Regions from separate parts of the Homo sapiens genome. Here region 2 is linked to region 1. Evidence: read pairs that join two places in POLR2A ChIA-PET (ENCODE). Cell type or tissue: CD4-positive, alpha-beta T cell. All regions are shown on one strand. Each heading gives the region's core, and the rest is flanking DNA. Links, peaks and the distances in the headings are about the cores only. Region 1 has its middle 36 kb from the start of LINC02694. Region 2 overlaps FAM98B (family with sequence similarity 98 member B).

Region 1 (8,920 bases), core at 405-8,404:
AACGAAGGGATCAAAGTAGAAGAAGGTGTAAAGCATTGATGTTTTCTAAGTAGCTGTCTCTCTCAGAACAGCACTATGCTGGGCATTTTTGAAAGCACAAGAAAGCAAAGACTTTTCTTATTTATAGAATTGAGGAAACCAATGGTTTTAGCTACTGGCTCTTGGCATGCCTATAATAAGAGAGTCATGATTTACAAAGATACTATTTTTAAGAGTTGTTCTGAGTTTTAAATTCCTACTTTAAGATCTCTCATTTTTCTCTTCCTTACCTTAAACGTTAACTGAATTGGCTATTTTTTTTTTTGATGTTCATGTTTTTGTTCTTGTACATAAATGGTTCCCAACCTGGCTTCACATTAGAATCCCCTGGGAATCTGTAAAAAAGTAATGCCTTCCCCCAAGACCAATTATATAAGAATCTTTCAGTCTGAGCATCAGTATTTAGAAAAGCTCCCTAAATGTTTCCAAAGGGCACTCCTGAGTGAGAACTCCTGCTATCGACAGTATAACAAGATCATTCTGTAGAAACTTTAGTGAAAATCAGTTTTGCCTATTAATTTAGTCAAAAGTTCTGAGTATGTGAACAGGCCCCATGTGGGACATAAAACCAACTGTACCTATTTCAAGACCTGTAGATGCCAGTGGATGACTTCAGAGAGTCTGTAGAAAATTCCAGAATTTAGTCACTTCAAGTCTGGGACCCATTTTATTTATTTATTTATTTATAGAAACAGACAATGCATTCTGGATTGTCTGTGGTAAGCATTACATTTGTGCCTCACCATGTAGTTTTCCAAGAGTTTCTTTTGTCAAAATCTTTTCCCAGAGACTGACCAAAACTTCTACCCACTCACAATGGCCCTGGAACTCCTTTTGCAAAATAGGTATGTTCTAGCTGGGCCTATCTGGTAACAGATATAATGCATACTTGACCAGAGTCTAAAATTTAGAACTAGATTGGCAGTGTTTGCTATCAAGAAGAGGGACATAAGCTCATGTGCTATCAGTCACTGCCTTCAGTGACATTTCTTTCCCTACCTTGACTCTGAAAACTAAGTCCACACTGAGTGCAGGATGGCTAATGCTGAGATTAGATGAGGGCAGAGGGCCAGGAGGACAGCGTGGAGGACCAAGGTCAGCAGCATGAAATGGTAACTCATGGTGGCATTCTCTGTGTGAGTGACCATGAACACCTGAACTTTAAATGTGTGTATTAGAATCTTCCTTTGGAATTTAATTTCTTGACATATATTTTGTCTATATATACATATATATAATTTGTTGAGAATATATGCCAGGAAAAACACTCAATGGAAACTAATGCTGTCTAACTTGAAAAGTAAAGGCCGGGTGTGGTGGCTCACAGCTGTAATCCCAGCACTTTGGGAGGCTGATGTGGGTGGGTCACCTGAAGTCAGGAGTTCAAGACCAGCCTGGCCAACATGGTGAAACTCCGTCTCTACTAAAAACACAAAAAATTAGCCAAGCATAGTGGCAGGTGCCTGTAATCCCAGCTACTCCGGAGACTGAGGCAAGAGAATTGCTTGAATCCAGGAGGCAGAGGTTGCAGTGAGCCAAGATCACGCCATTGCACTCCAGTCCGGGCAACCAGAGTGAAACTCCATCTCAAAAAAAAAAAAAAAAAAAAAAAGAGAAAAAAAGAAGAGAGAGAGAGAAAGAAAAATAAACTTTTGGAAAGCCCATCAGTACGTTAGAGAATTGACAGAAAGCTAAAAGCCCTAGGCTCAGAAAACACAAGCAAGGCGTGTTATGTATGATGCCTTGCTGGCATCATCACTTCTAGACATTTGCTGTCACCATTTCTGGCCCCACTGCCACTGGACACTCACCATTACTATTTGCCCCTGGACTCTGAATTCCATCACAACTGTGAATAACCCCAACAGCGCCATCAAAAGTAGTGTGTTTGCTAAATGGAAGTTAGAATTGGGACCATCCGTGAAAACATAAACCATAGATTATAAGTTCCTTGAGCTCAAGGAACAGGCCATGTCCACCTCTCCACCATTAAAACACTGCCTTGCCTAAAATGGTGTTCTGTAAATATTTGTGAATAAACCAAAGAAAAAGAAATGAATTGACATGACATCATATGACATGGAGTGACAGCATGAAATGCAGACAACAAATGATGAGAAGCAAAACATTATCACAGAGTAATTTCTGTGCTGAAAATTTTAGACCTAACAACTTAGGAGTTTCAGACAATGGGTAATCATTTTCTTCATCCAGCCTTCAATTTCTCTATGGTAAAATAAGCATGAGAACTGCCCTGTCCCTGTCATGGGGTTGGTTGTTTCAAGACTAGAATAAGTACTTTGAAAACGGAAGTGCAATGTTTTATAGGATAGAGCTCTAAGGGTTTTAAATAAACTCCTAGTAAGAGATACCAATCAGAGACCCTAAAGCAACCCCACTCCCAACACTCGAATGTCAGAGTCCCAACTTGGAGAGAGATTGCCTGTCATAGGTAGTCTACAAGCTGGTTGCTTCCTATCTTTGTGTTGCAATGGGGATTTCTTAAGGAAGTTCTCAGCTAGACTGGTGTGAACACAATGAAAGGAGAAGAGTAAGAACTGGGCAATTTATATGCAAGAGGTTTTATTTCCCATGGTGTCTGAACAAAGTTAACTCCTTCATACATCCTACAACTCAGAGCTGAACTGAGATATTCAGCCCAAAACCTTGACTTTTACAGGCGGTCAGCAATTAGAGGTAAACAATTTGGTATATGTATTCAATATTAAAGGGCTACAAAAGTCATAAGCTTTTTGAGGACAGGGAATATTTTTCTTTTTTTTTCTTTCTTTTTTTTTTTTTTTTTTTTTTGAGCCAGCTTCTCGCTCTGTCACCCAAGCTGGAGTGCAGTGGTGCAATCTCAGTTCACTGCAACCTCGACCTCCAGGCTCAAGCAATCATCCCACATCAGGCTCCCAAGTAGCTGGGACTACAGGCATGTACCACCACACCCAGCTAATTTTTATATCTTTTTTGTAGAGACTGAGTTTCACCATGTTACCCCAGCCAAGCTGGTCTCTAACTCCTGGACTCAAGGGATTCACCCGCCTTGGCCTCCCAGAGTGCTGGGATTACAGGCATAAGCCACTGCACCCAGTCGGGAATATTTCTTATATGTGTGTATTTTTTTTCTTCCAGCACTTTAAATAAGTCCTAACATATAAGTTTTTAATAAGTGTTGCTGAATTAACATGAATAAATAAATATGTGGATATATATGGTCTGATATAGAATCATTTCCTTAACCAGAGCTGCCAATATGCAGCATGAGTGGGCACACATAAACTATTAAAAAGCGAGCTAAGAGATGGTGAATAAATAAGAAAACAAAGATTAAGAGAACTCCATCCTCAAACTATTGAAAATGCCCCTCTGGGTTACCACTGATATTCTTATGCATCGAATCACCCTCTGATCACTGGTTTAAAAAGAAATAATTTCCCTAGGCATCACACCTCGTCCTGGTGAAAAACTTAAGTACTACCTATTGCGAGGGTTATAGAGCGAAAGAATGAAAAAGATTTTCAGAAGACAGGTACTTCAGTATGACATCCTGCATTTGTATTTTACCTTTTACTTTTTCAAAGTGTGTTCACTGTACCATTTCCCAACAATCCTCAACACAAGCTGATGAAGTGGATAAGATTTTTATCTACATTGAAATACACAAACCAGCCGGGCGTGGTGGCTCATGCCTGTAATCCTAACACTTTGGGATGCTGAGGCAGGCAGATCACTTGAAGTCAGGAGTTCAAGACCAGCCTGGCTAACATGGTGAAACCCTGTCTCTACTAAAAATACAAAAATTAGCCAGGCATGGAGGCATGCACCTGTAATACCAGCTACTCGGGAGGCTGAGGCACAAGAATCACCCGAACCCAGGAGGTGGAGGTTGCAGTGAGCCGAGATCACTCCAGTCTGGGTGACAGAGCGAGACCTGTGAAAGAAAGAAAAGAAAAAAGAAGGAAGGAAGGAAGGAAGGGAGGGAGGGAGGGAGGGAGGGAGGGAGGGAAGGAGGGAGGGAAAAAGGAAGGGAGGGAGGGAGGGAGGGAGGGGAGGGGAGGGGAGGGAGGGAAGGGGAGGGGAAGGGTGAAGTGACTCATCCACAGTTACGCATCATTATGAATAGAAAGAACCAGGACAAGATGGGCCTTGTGTCACCACAGTGAAGACTCTGAACTCCTGTCAGTCATCCTGTGTGACTTTTCCTCTACCCCTAAAGGTTCAGGTGAGTTGCCCACAGTGGGCACAGCTGATCTGACAGCTCTTAGCTGGGGCTGATGCTGAGACTCTGGCTGAGAAATGTTACTTTCAAGCAGACTGAACAGAAAGTGCTATTTCTGAATTGCTATCTTAGGGAGGGGATGTCAAATGAAATGTAATTTCCGAGGTTCTGGGTTTTGTTTTGTTTTTGTCAACTCAGGCAGGAGAGATGTTCTGTACCACGGAAGGAGCAGGGAAGGAGGAAGGGAGGCTGGCAGCATGAGAATAGACCATTCCAATTAAATTCTACAAAGTGAGAACTGTGCAGAGCTGCTAGAGGTGAGTAAACTTTCTTGAAAAGAGATGCAAATTGGAAAATTTAGAGAGAAACAACAATAGATGTTGGTGTAGGGACTCTACTCAACCCATGTGGTTTGTTCACACTGACCACACGTAGGAATGCTGGCCACTCAAATAAACTTTGGACCCTAGATTCCCCTTTACTTGAACTTCATGGAAAAGGTGACATGAATAGAGGAGGGAAGAGCTAACATATATTACCAACTGATCAGCAGAGACAAACGTCACAGCCATCTCAACTGTCAAAAGGTTTATTAACAGATTTGGGAAAATAAAGAGAAGCACATACGAAACAGAACAATTCAAGCCAATGAGTAAGCAAGTGCTTTGGGCTATACACAGGACCAAAGTTCTCGATATACCGTAAAGGGAGGGGTGACGCTGGGATCTTCACCTAGATCATGTCACACAGTCATGTGTTCTGAGAGAAGAGTGGAATTTTCGCAGAGGAGAAGTTGTTAATGGCTGCACTAATTTCCCAGGAATCATGACAAACTGGTTTATTTTTCCCCAAACAGATTTTTCAATTAGTAAAAACTAAATAATACAGCTCCCCCAAAATGGACAAATGACATGAACATTTTTTTATAAATTATCCAGTGATTGAAAATAATATCAGCAACTTAAGTACAAATTAACAATAAGAAAATGGCAGGGGCTGGGCACAGTGGCTCACGCCTGTAATACCAGCACATTGGGAGGTCAAGGAAACAGGATCGCTTGAGCCCAGTTCAAGACCAGCCTGGGCAACACAATGAAACCCTGTCTCCACAAAAAATACAAAAATTAGTCAGGCATGGTTGCATGTGCCTGTGGTCCCAGCTATTAGAGAGACCAAGATGGGAGGATTGCTTGAGCCCGGGAGTTTGAGGCTGCAGTAAGCTGAGATCACCTCACTGCAGCTGCAGTGAGCCAAGATCATACCACTGCATTCTAGCCTGGGTGACAGAGTAAGATACTGTCTCAAAAAAAAAAAAAAAAAAAAAAAGGCAGGGCTGACATTTCTCCTTTCATAGTACAAGCTCTTCATCAGCTTCAATAGGAGGTAAGCAGAAGGATGACTTTTTCAGATATGACAGGGTATCAACAAAGTTTTGAAATTATTGAAAATGAAATAATATTTGAGATATAAATTTATATCTATTATTAACAATGAACCATGTCCTTAAGTGAATACTTTTCCTTGAGACCTGAGCTAGTAAAAATACTAAGACATCACAATTAGCATATTTTAAAAGACTGTTTATTTTATTTTTTATCTCACCTTTTACAATTCCTTTTAGCTGGGCACCATGGCTCAAGCCTACATAATCCCAGCACTTTGAGAGGCTGAGGCAGGAGGATTGCCTGAGGCCAGGAGTTCAAGACAGGCCTGGGCAACATAGCAAGACTCCATCTCTCAAAAAATAAAGATAAAAAATAAATTAGCCAGGTGTGGTGGTACATGCCTGTAGTCCCAGCTACTCTGGAGGCTGAAGCAGGAGGATTGCTTGAGCCCAGGAGTTTGAGGCTGCAGTGAGCTATGATCACACCACTGCATTCCAGCCTGGGCAACAGAGGGACTCTTACTCTAAAAAAAAAAAAAAAAAAATGAATAAACAAAAGTTAGTAATAAAAAAATAAAATTTATCTCATTTCTACATGGTGTTTTAAAGCAGTTGTAGGTATATATTTTAGAAAATGAATAAACACATATACTAGGAGATGTGCTGAAAAATGCTCCTCTGACAGAGGTAAGGAATCAGAAAAGCAGAGATCATTGGCTTCATAGTGAAGCAGCAGAAATTCAGAAGGCAATCAGTCAGTTGAAGTCGGTGCTAGAGTTTCATAGAATTTGGATTTGAGGTGCATAGAGATGGTGAGTCCAAGTGAAAGAAAAAGTGTCAACAAAGGCACGAAGAAAAGAACGTTAGAGACAGATATGACTACTCTGGGGCTGGCACTGGGAGGAATAAAGGTGTAATAGTTCACTTTGGGACATACTTGCCTCCTAAAAACCGGAAGTCTCCTAGGCTTTCATCATCTCCTGGTCTCACCCTCAATTTTGTCTGTCCCTAGCCTCAGCTATCGCCTCTGAGATGAGCCCCACAGACATATCTTTATATCAAGGCTGTCTTTTCCAGGTGCCAGCTGGATAGCTCCTCACATCTCCCTGACTCCTCACATTCCACAAGTTCAAAACATTTCATCAGCCTGAACCACCCCTTCACCAGTCTCCATCCTCTGACATCCTCTCCCTTTGCATTACAACCATGTAAAGGGATCTGTTGGACAAGTGTCTGTTTATTGTCCCTAAAGCTACTTTTTATACGTTTTTCATGAGGTAAAGCTATTATTATTTAACAAATATTTATTGAATATCTACCATGTGCCAGGCACTGATAAAGATATCCTGACTACATCAGTGGGGAAAACACACAATGATCCCTGATAAAGAAAAAGAAGAACATCTAAGTTTAAAATAATAAATCTACAGGTAAAATGAAATGCCAAGTCCACCAATTACCTGATCTACAAGAAAGATTTCTGTGAGACACTCGGCAACAACATCTGTTATTTTACAGGAGTAATATCCTGATGTTTGGAGTCAAACAGGTCTGGGTTCAAATCCCAGCTCAGTCACTAAGTTTAGCCTCTTAGGCAAGTTACCTGCAGCCTGCTTCCTCATCTGCAAAATAGGCCTAAAAATACAAAATTGGGGTGTTGTAGGTTTCTATGAAATAATACATGTAAGTACTTTACACATAGTTGGTGCTCAATGTTAGTTTTTCTTTAATAAATATGCTCATGTTGGTTTCACTGAGAAATGGTGCGTGTGTGTGTGTGTGTGTGTGAGACATACAAATAAATCAAGTTGAAGAGATAACGTGGCACGGGGGAGCTGAAGGACGAGGTCCTACCCAACCACTGCTGCCTCCTCTATGGAAGCTTCTCAACTTCCCGGTCAGAATTCACTTTTCCTGGGCCCAGGAATTATTTCTAGACCACAGTGATTTTTACTGCGGTGATGTCTATATCTTCATTGCTACAATTCTTGAAGGCAGTGTCTTACATTTCATGTCCCCTTCAGCACCCAATACTGTGCCAACCACAAATATTAGCCTTGTGGAATTCAGGTAGCTAATCATGTCCTAGCAAGACATTTTATAAAACTAGATGAAAGAATAATGGCATAGGTCATGTATTAGTCGCCTTGGGCCTCCATTACAAAATGCCACAGACCAGGTGGCTTAAACAACAGAACTTTATTTTTTCTCATTTCTGGAAGCTGGGAAGCCCAAAACCAAGGTGCTGTCAGAGTTGGTTTCTAGTGAGGGCTGTCTCCCTGGCTTGCAGATGGCCCGCTTCTTGCTGTATCCTCCCATGACCTTTCCTCCATGGGAACAGCAGAGAGGGAAGGCTCTCTGGTGTCTCATCCATTTCTTATAAGGATCCCAGTCCTATCGGAGTAGGGCCCCATTCTTATGACCTCATTTAACCCTAATTACTTTTTCTTTTTTTTTAGATGGAGTTTTGCTCTTGTTGCCCAGGCTGGAGTGCAATGGCGTGATCTTGACTCACTGCAACCTCTGCTTCCTGGGTTCAAGCAATTCTCCTGCCTCAGGCTCCTGAGTAGCTGGGATTACAGGCGTGCGTCATGTCTGGCTAATTTTTGTATTTTTAGTAGAGACGGGGTTTTACCCTGTTGACCAGTCCGGTCTCGAACTCCTGAACTCAGGTGATCCGTCCGCCTCAGCCTCACAAAGTGCTGGGATTACAGACGTGAGCCACTGTGCCTGGCCAACCTTAATTACTTCTTTAAAAGGCCCTGTCTTCTAATACGGCAGCATTGGGAGTTAGGGCTTCAACATATGATTTGGGGAGAGACAATTCAGTCCGTAACAGGTCCTTACCTTTATTTTCATCTGCAAAAAGAAATGTTAATTAAAGGGAGAGAGAGATTTGTTGTCCCTGATCTCGTAAAACTCACATCTATCTTCATCTATCAAGACTTGAAGACAAGGTTAGAAATGAAGAAAGAGGCAGGAAATAATGAGGAGCCCCCTCATGCAAATTGTTTCATTAGGGAAGAAAAACTAGTAATCAGGGAATTAGGAGTCTAGAGCTTAATGCCAACAAGGCCATTTACTTACTATGCACTAATCTCAGGCAATGCATCTAGCCTGTCTTCATTTTCTATTCTATAAAATGAGGTTAAGATTTCCCGCTACAAAAAAGATTCTGTGATTCAAAAATAAGGTAATATTTTCCATTTTAAATAATATGCTTTCCCCTTATTAATGTTTTCACACTCACTGTCTTTGAAAACATACTTAAT
Region 2 (8,920 bases), core at 486-8,485, 170 kb after region 1:
CAAGGTTTGCACTGTGTTTTTGGAGACCTGTCAGTGCAAACACAAAACCAATATCCAGCTAGTAGAATTCCTTATATAATTCTACATTCTACAGACTGAAAAACTGTCCACGAGGGCTTCAGGATTCCCTGCATTGTCCTCAATGCTCTACCTTCCCTGTCAGACCCCCAGAAACTGAATTAGAGAAACATCTGAAGAAACAAGTTAGATAACGTATGTGGAACTCTTGATTTGGTGCTTGGTACAAAGAACATAATATTAAGAGAAACATACGAAAAAAGAACAACAGATTTTCTGGATGAATGGTACTCTCTTGCTCAGAGTTATTGTTAAGATGTGCTGTAAAAACCAAGTCAATGAGAAGGTGGCAAAACGTGGGTTAGACAAACCCCTTCCTCTTTAGGGATAGAAACTGCCAAATGCAACTTCTAAAAATGATGAAAGAAACCTCGAAAAATGAACTCGGTAGAATAGAAAGAACTTTGGTCTTGGAGGCAAAGATTTGTGTTTTCAGTCCCAGACATTTCTTACACCAGCTGTTAAACTCTACAGCCTATTTGGTCCTTGTGAAATACAGGGCTGGGATTCCATGTTCTGAAAGGTTTGCCTCAAATCTTGACATTTTACATGCCGATGAAAAGGAAAAATGTGGTTGGCAACAATGCTTTAAGAAGTGGCTCGCAGAAAGATTAGAATTCCTACTCAGCAACATCAGAGCCAGTAAACCCTCTCACCATTTTGACCACCGCCTCTCTTTACTTTTTAGGCTTGTCAGATAGACCTAAGGTCCAGAATTCACTGTGTGTATTTTAGAGGAACAATTATGTGTCCCACTTTCCCATTAAGTATAATCCTTACAATGACTAGTCTATGTGTAATTCAACAGTCCTATCCATAATAACTAGTCAAATTAAATCAGTATTTACAATATATAACGTATATTAATAAGAATAAATATTATGTATTATTTTAAGTATAATGTACCACTGAACCAGCATGGGACAAAAGAATAAGCAAATAAAAGCTTTTATGTTTAGATATACCAAGGCTCAACTCTGCAGTTTTATACTATACGGCAACATTTGCCTTTATAAGATTGAGGTATACAACCTATTTTCAGGGTGTTTGTGTAGGTTAAGGCAGTCCATTATGTCACACAGCGCAGGCACATAGCAAGTGCTCACTATTATATGGCAGCTGAGACAGCTATGTAGATAATTCAGATTGAGAAACAACCCAGTGTATCCCAAATTACCCAGACACTGTCTATATATAATATTCTCTTGGAGTAATCAGTATAGGATAACATAAGAACACTGGACTCAAAATCAGAAGACTGGAAATCAACTGTTGGCTCTATAATGATACCACTACAAATTAGACCACTAAATCTCAACTTAGGGGTGGGGTGAAATTCTTAACATCATCAAAAAGTTAAATTTGTTTTCAATAATTTGTGGGGGGGAAACTTAGATAAAATTAACTAACACCTTGCATTACAGAATTCTCAGTCATGCTTTCATGGCTCAGACCTGACCAGAGACTGTTTCTGCCAAGTTGAGATCTCCCGCGAGAAAACATCCAAAAGTTTTGTCATTATCTACCTATTGCTCGGAAATGGTTTATTCTGCCTGCTAACCACTCACAAACTTTGATATGATAACAAAGACTAACTGCTGCTTACAAATGCTCGTTTGATATTTAACTTGCTATTTTCTATTCAGGGCAAAATAACTATCTTGAAAATGGTTGTTAATTCTCAGCCACAGTGAATAGGAAATGCCAATCAAAAGTAGCTCTCAATTTGTAATTCATTTGCTATTCATTGCTGCTTTATTAACATACCTCATTCTCCTTTCCCTTTAGGAAATAAATACTCTGAAAGCAGATAATGATGCCCTAAAGATCCAACTGAAATATGCACAGAAGAAAATAGAATCCCTCCAGCTTGAAAAAAGCAATCATGTCTTAGCTCAAATGGAGCAGGGTGACTGTTCTTAGCCCAGAAACTAAGTAGCACAATCTGTAGATGAGTATAGTGATCTCATTTCCTAAACTGTAATGCACAGACCTGAGGAACTTTACACTGACCAGCTTTAAAACAGTACTTTAAAAGGAAAAGCCTGTTACTGTTTATTTACCTAAAAGATTCCTAATGTGCAGCACTGTTTTCTCTTTCAGTTAGTTGACTCAAAGGGGGAAAACTAAAGAATGCAAAACTTTTGCTATTCATACCACTGATGTTCATCAAAAGTATGCGATCTAAAACATGACTATCATTTCCTGACAATGGGGCATCTCGGTGGCCTGCCTGGCTGATTCTTCCTTAAAACTAAAATCTCTGGAAAATGGATTTGCTTCTTACCCTGTGTTTTCTGCAAACTGACTTACTTTGTTCCAGCCAAAGCTTGCTAATAATAGAAAACTACCCATATTCCAAAAGTAGATTTCCTCTGTATCCCAGCATACTTTGTGAACCTGGCTCCTTCTTCACTACCTCAGATCTAATCAATTAGTCCATGTACCCTCCTTCCTCACTACAGTCATAACACATGAGCATATCTACCTAGAAGCCAATTTCTACTGATGTAGCCACAACTTTTTAGAGGCCTATTAAACATGACGTTATCCAATTGCAGGTCAACTTATAGTTGTAGCCTTACAACTTACAGGCATCAGAAAATAAGTAATCAAATTAGGTACCTGGAAACATAGCTATTACCATCTCATATTACTGTCTAATTAAAATAAACATAACGCAAACATGTTTGTCCTTATATATTCTACAGTGGATAGAATTAGGAATTGATGGCTTAAAAAAAAAAGTCTATGAAGAGTCTGTTTAACTCTTCATGTTCCATCTTTCTCTTCTGAAGTAAACTATTTTGAAAGTTCTCTTTTTGAAATGAATTTGTGCTTAACTGTCTTCACTATTAATACTATTTAGAAATAAGCTAATTGGATCAGTGGCTTAAATAATAGCTGACTGTGTGTACATATGTATATAATATGTATATACAATATCAGGCATGCATGTGGCTTGGAATTTTGTTTCCTCCATAAAATGTGGAAGTGAATTAAACAAGTTTTAGTCATTTATACAAAGTCACAAATATAAAGTTCAGTTTGTCACAAGATTAAATTGCTCACAAGGTAAAATTGTATTGTTTGGCAAAATCACAAGTAACAATCCTGTGAGTTTTCTATTATGAAGGTTAATAATAAATGGGCTCATTTAGTTGCCTGGGCACCTATTCACAAATTCATTTGTCAGCCTCTTTTTAGTTCTCTTAAAAAAAAAAAAATCATATGATCATTTTCCTTTTTGGGGGTACTTAGCTTCCATGCCTATAAAGTCTGGTACCAGACTGACTTGAAATTCATAAACAAGTTGTCCAATTGCCAAGAATATGTTAACAATTAAAAGTTCCAAACTAAAGCCAATAGCACCAAGTCTTCATAAGAATACAAAGTATACATACAGTATTGCTTACCTGGAGGATTCAGATCATTTAGGAATTCTCTTTGATGAAAGATCAGTTCCCATTTGAGTTCCTCCTTGCACTGAGTTTTAGTGATATAGAACTAGCTTGTAGTTAGTGTTTCATTACATTATAAAGAATAGTTTTACACACGTATTTACCGTTTTCCAAATTTAAACTCAGAAATACCCAAAGCAGGCCTGCTTAAGCCCACTACCTGGCATATAAACTTATAGTAACACTTTGTTACTTTCTTTTTAATAGGACAAGCATGAGTTAGGACAAACTCTAAAAATTCATATTCTTCACTATTCTTGTTTTCCTTTGATTGATATAGACCAAAGATGGTGTACTCTAATTTTTTAAAACAGTAATGGAACACAATTTTTTTCATTCTTCCTCCTCTCCATTCGAAGTAAAGATCCCCAGTTAGTTTTTATATAAATAATCTATAGGGATTCAAAAGGTGTCACAGTCCACTTAATTAGTCAAATTAGCAATGGCTAAACAGTATCAAGTACTGCAGAATTTATCACTGAAATGGATAAGAGGAAATAGTTTAGTCACAGGTTTTTACAGTCCAGCAAGGGCCAAAGAGGTATAGTATACAAGTTAATAGTATTTGTGTTGAGCAACATGGGGCTAGTGGGATCACAGAAATCTGGAAAAAAAAAAAAAAGGCTTTGGCTTATCAAGCCTAGTGTAAATTTCTGCATCTCACACGACTTTAGTTTGGCCAGGTATTTATCTGCCAAAACAAGGACAAATCTTGTTGTATTAACAGCAGGGTCACTTCTCATTTTCTTTGCTGACTTACCTTTTTACTGACCGTTGTGAATTTCTGTCTCAAAATGTATAATATAGAAATGCAAGAAAAAAACAAATGTACAGATTGTAAAGTTTTTTGATACCTAATGTAAGTTTTCTTTGTGTAATATTTATATGATAAAAGACATTAGGATCCCTACAACACAAATGTCTTGTGTTTCTTCTGCTTCGTGACCCCGTAAACACTTTACCTGAATTTTTCCTATATTCCACAGCTAAGACCACTGCCCTATTCTATTAATCAAATTGAGTTTTCCTGGAAGGAAAGGCAAAGCAGCTATTCAGTTTAAAATTTTCTACATCTTTTTACAACACGAAGAAGTAACACTACAGAAATATTCAATCTCTTTCCATCTTATTCATAACTTACAGTGGTCCCCAAATATTAAGTCTATAAATACTTAACATTAAAGGAGACAGACTTGAGGTTGTCCCTTCTCTGTGGCTTTTAATTCCACAGTTTCATCTAAGCAAACTAGCATGTAAAGAAGAAATCCTTTGAAGCTATGGATAAAATTGGTAACGACAGCTCAATCCAGGTTACAGACCTACTCAGGGCAATTTATTTGTGGTCATGATTATTTAGAATGATCAGACATAGCCACAATTTTCCCTTAATCCCCAGCTAATTTTTGTTTAACCACACCAATGAAGAAAGAGGAAAAATTTCAGTCACTCAAATTCCTCTGTGGAATGCATTCTGGAACATTTAGATGGGGGTGTATTTATCATTTGGGCAATTCATAATACTTCATACAAAGTAATAAAGTCACACTGACAGCCTGATCCTGAAGGCAAGATTAAACTGCCTGCTCACCTTCCCCAATTTTCATCCCCACATTTCTCTAACCTGTGCTCCTTCCAAGGTATAGATAGTATCACTGCTCAGGACATTTTTCTGGTCACAAATTTTTTTTAGGTTGTCATGCCTCCTCTTGTCACAGATACAGGTAATAAGATGTTTTTTATTTAAAATGTTTTCCTTTTTCTGTTTAATGAGGCAAGGTTTCCCTGATCTGCAAAACAAAAGTAAGTTCAAAGAAAACCCTTGTTTCCCTTTTGATGTGTGCTTATGAGTAATAGTGTGGTGATTATGTTATAGACAGAATACATGCTCTTTATACGGTCGAGAGGAAAGATGACTACTTTAGGCAGAAACTCCCAGTAAGATCATGTCTATATTTGCTATTAGGTACCAGGCTGGACAAAAAGAGAAGAAAAAAGGGGAAGGACAATGAGGTAATTAAAAAATGAAATTGAGAACCAGGCAAAAAAGAATGAAAAGGAGGTATCAAAAAAAGTGTTGGATTTTAGGAAGCAGTGGAGTGCCATTCATCATACTCCATGTCGTATTGCACTCAATTTATAAAACATTTTCACACTATGGCCTTTCCCATTAAGGCCCCAAATTTCCTTCCTGCTATTCCAGATACTGCTCAGCAAACTGTTCTACAAAAGAAATTTTTACTGAACAAAGATTATCAGGAAAATCCCACCTTACAGGAAAGAGTAAAATATTAAGAGTCTACCTGATTCAGCTTTTCATTCAATTAAGGTTTATAGGAATGTGTACATAGGAGTGGTTTCAGCTCCAACACGATTCCAGGAGCAAGTGCTAAACTTTGATAGGAAATAAGTGATTGTAGTGAATAACCCAAGCAGCACTCCTATAAAGGTACAAAGAAATCTTATGGAAAATCTAATGAAACTGATAAACTATTGTTTCTGCCATATTTACCATAAACCTTTAGTGGTAAAAAAGTTGAAAGTAGTTGTAAATCTCCTTCATCAGCAACTAATGCTACCAAAAAAGAAGTGAGGCAGAAATGTAAAGGTTTTAAAGAAGATTTTTAAACAACTCTTGAAATATTTTACTCAAGTAGTTTTTTTCTTAAAAGTTTTTAAAAATTATTTTTCAGAGTTCATAGCTACTGATAAAGGTATTTTCTTAATTATGGAAAGCCTTTTTTTCAGCTATCACAAATGAAATTACATCTTTTCATTAAATATAAACACACAAAAAATAAATTTACAAATAACCAAAAAATTTTATATTTTCCTACCTTGAACACATTTCTTCAAAGGGTTAGCTTGAAAAATACATGTCTAAGATTACAGAATATTCAATAGTTACTTTTAGGGTTTTAACATTATTTTAGATTTTACCACAGAGTTTACCAAAAAAATAACAACAAAAAAACCTGCTAAACATCAAATACCACTTGTCCACTGGGAACAATTCAGCTTTCTATCAGTTGAGTTGGTTAGATCACATTAAGTTGTTATGTATAGGTATTGACCAGAAGCCTACAATGAGATACAGATTTTACACTAAGATTGAAAAAATTTATGGTACCAGCTCTTTTTCTCTTAACTTTCTACACTAAGAGAAAAATACATTACTTGGCCTACATCTTAAAGCATTCAAAATAGGCCCTCTGTAAGTTTTTAACAAATTGTATTTGTATTTAGGTCTTTAAGAAACAACCTGAGATGATGGTAAGTGTCTCATTCCTCATTTGACAAATGAGGACAAATCACTCCTTGAGAACTAAGGTCATTTCAATCCATAGCACCCCTGACCTAGTGCCATGATTCAAATTCACAACTCTTGATAGCTAAGACTTTGACTGCTCCAACTAGCAAATCACATATAGCCATTCCCTAACTTTGTGTTTCCCAAATCTAGCTGTGAATCAGAATTACCACAGGATGCCTTAGCCCTACCCTTGATCTACTGAAGCAGAAAATTACTGCCTTAATTCTGTGTGATACAGGTCAGCCTGCCTTTTAATATTTGGATATCTAAAGTGAGAGCATAAATGATGAAGAGACCAGTTTATAGGACTATTTCTCACACCGTCATGTAAAGTTGGTATGTGTCTTTGCTCCATTAAAGTATTTCTGACCTCAATCTTAAACTTTGCTTTGTCAAACAAAATCATGCTGATTTCAAATCCAATTAGAAAATAAGTATGTACAGTAAAAAGTAAACTTGGGCTTCAATTAATGAAACTTTAACAGAAACATGGCTAGAGAGGAATCTCCTCCTATAAGAGAAAAAAATGATTCACAACAACTGCCTACTAAATACAACTGGAAGTGCCTTTCCCTATTTTGTAAAATCGAATGAAAAACCCACAAAACACATCCACAGCAATACAGGTGAGGCAAGGGTCTATATTCCTTTCTATTACAGGTGGGGTCTTTTATATGTCTCAAACCTGAACAAAATACAGGTAACAATCTAAATTCAATCATGACAATAAAATACTTTCCATTTTCCAAGTCTGATGGTAATAAATATTTACATTTTAAAAAATAATTTTTGTTCTTTTTTTTGTTTTTTAAAAAGACACAACATGCTCAAGGGTACACAGAATATGGAAAAAGTCATCACTTCATTTGAGAGATCAACTGGTAATAAAAAACAATGTTCTTACATATTAACCAATTCAAGAGTGGTATCACCAGGGAGTCTAACATGGTGTTTACTTCAAAGATGATATTCAAGTATGTTATTTGGAACACTATTTCTAATGTATCTATAAAGAAGCAAGCACTGCTATCTAATTTTTATAGTTTTTAGTATCTTCTATATCCACCTCCTCCACCACCACCACCACCACCACCACCACCTCCTCCATATGGATCTCCATAGCCTCTTCCACCATAGCCCCCTCTTCCACCATAACCCCCTCTTCCACCATAATCTCCCCTGCCTTGGAAACCTCCTCTACCACCTCCTCCTCCTCCCCCCCACCCTCCTCCCCCTCCCCCACCACCTCCCCAACCTCCTCCTCCACCCCCCCAGCCACCTCTCCCACCCCCACCCCCACCACCTCCTCTACCACCACCTCCACCACCACCACCCCAACCACCCCTTCCACCGCCGCCTTCTTGTCTCTTTTGCCAAGGGGGCATTTCTGGAGGTGGTGGTTCAATTTCATTCGGCCGGCCTCCCCTGTCAGGCACCCTTCCCATCAGCACCTGTGTGAAGAAACATTTTCTTTTAGTTCCTAATATTTCAAAAAAGTTTACATAAAAGTTTCAAGTGATGTTGTTTCTAATAAACAGAAGCCAATATTTAAGGACATGAAAGTACCAGACATGGCAGAACAAATTAATATTAAAAATATTAAGTGTGGAAGGATAAGGAGAAATCTGTTAAAGGATACAAAATCACGGCTAGACAGAAGTAATAAATTCTAGTGTTCTATACCATTGTATGATGACTGTAGTTAATATATAGTTTCAAATAGCTACAAGGAGGATATTGAATGTTTCCAACACAAAGAGATGATAAATGTTTGAGAGGGATATGCCAATCACCCCGTCTGATCACTATACATTGTATGTATCAAAACATCACTATGTACCTCATACATATGTACAATTATGGTGTTTCAATTTAAAAAATAATTTTTTTACTTCCTGTTTACCAAGTCTGAAGAAAAAAGAAAAAAATGAATGGTTTTAAAAAGGAAATATGAAAAAATATAAAATGTGTGATACATGACAAATTCCTTAGTGTATATATATATATATATATATATATATTTTTTTTTTTTTTTTTTTTGAGATGGAGTCTTGCTCTGTTGCCCAGGCTG

Evidence for each region. Peaks named below come from ENCODE experiments on the same cell type or tissue, not always from the same donor. Only the 100,000 strongest peaks of a DNase experiment are listed, where the experiment ranks them.
Region 2: POLR2A ChIA-PET joins it to region 1 with 8 read pairs; 6 of 35 experiments call an interaction of 5 or more read pairs at or near these places.

Annotation. Positions count from the first base shown.
Region 1 is chr15:38,656,237-38,665,156 of GRCh38, reverse strand. No RefSeq gene overlaps it. Among named protein-coding and RNA genes, the nearest start is that of LINC02694, 36 kb to the left of the region's middle. In CD4-positive, alpha-beta T cell, for the core only: no CTCF peak of the experiment used is centred there; a DNase peak (open chromatin) is centred at 4,226.
Region 2 is chr15:38,483,635-38,492,554 of GRCh38, reverse strand. FAM98B (family with sequence similarity 98 member B) reads right to left here. Exons shown (of 8, transcript NM_173611.4): 8 at 4,845-8,300. The coding sequence ends at 7,896. It overlaps RASGRP1 (RAS guanyl releasing protein 1), which reads left to right. Exons shown (of 17, transcript NM_005739.4): 17 at 1,867-4,452. The coding sequence ends at 2,001. Among named protein-coding and RNA genes, the nearest start is that of FAM98B, 34 kb to the right of the region's middle. In CD4-positive, alpha-beta T cell, for the core only: no CTCF peak of the experiment used is centred there; a DNase peak (open chromatin) is centred at 5,384; H3K27ac peaks cover 1,643 bases.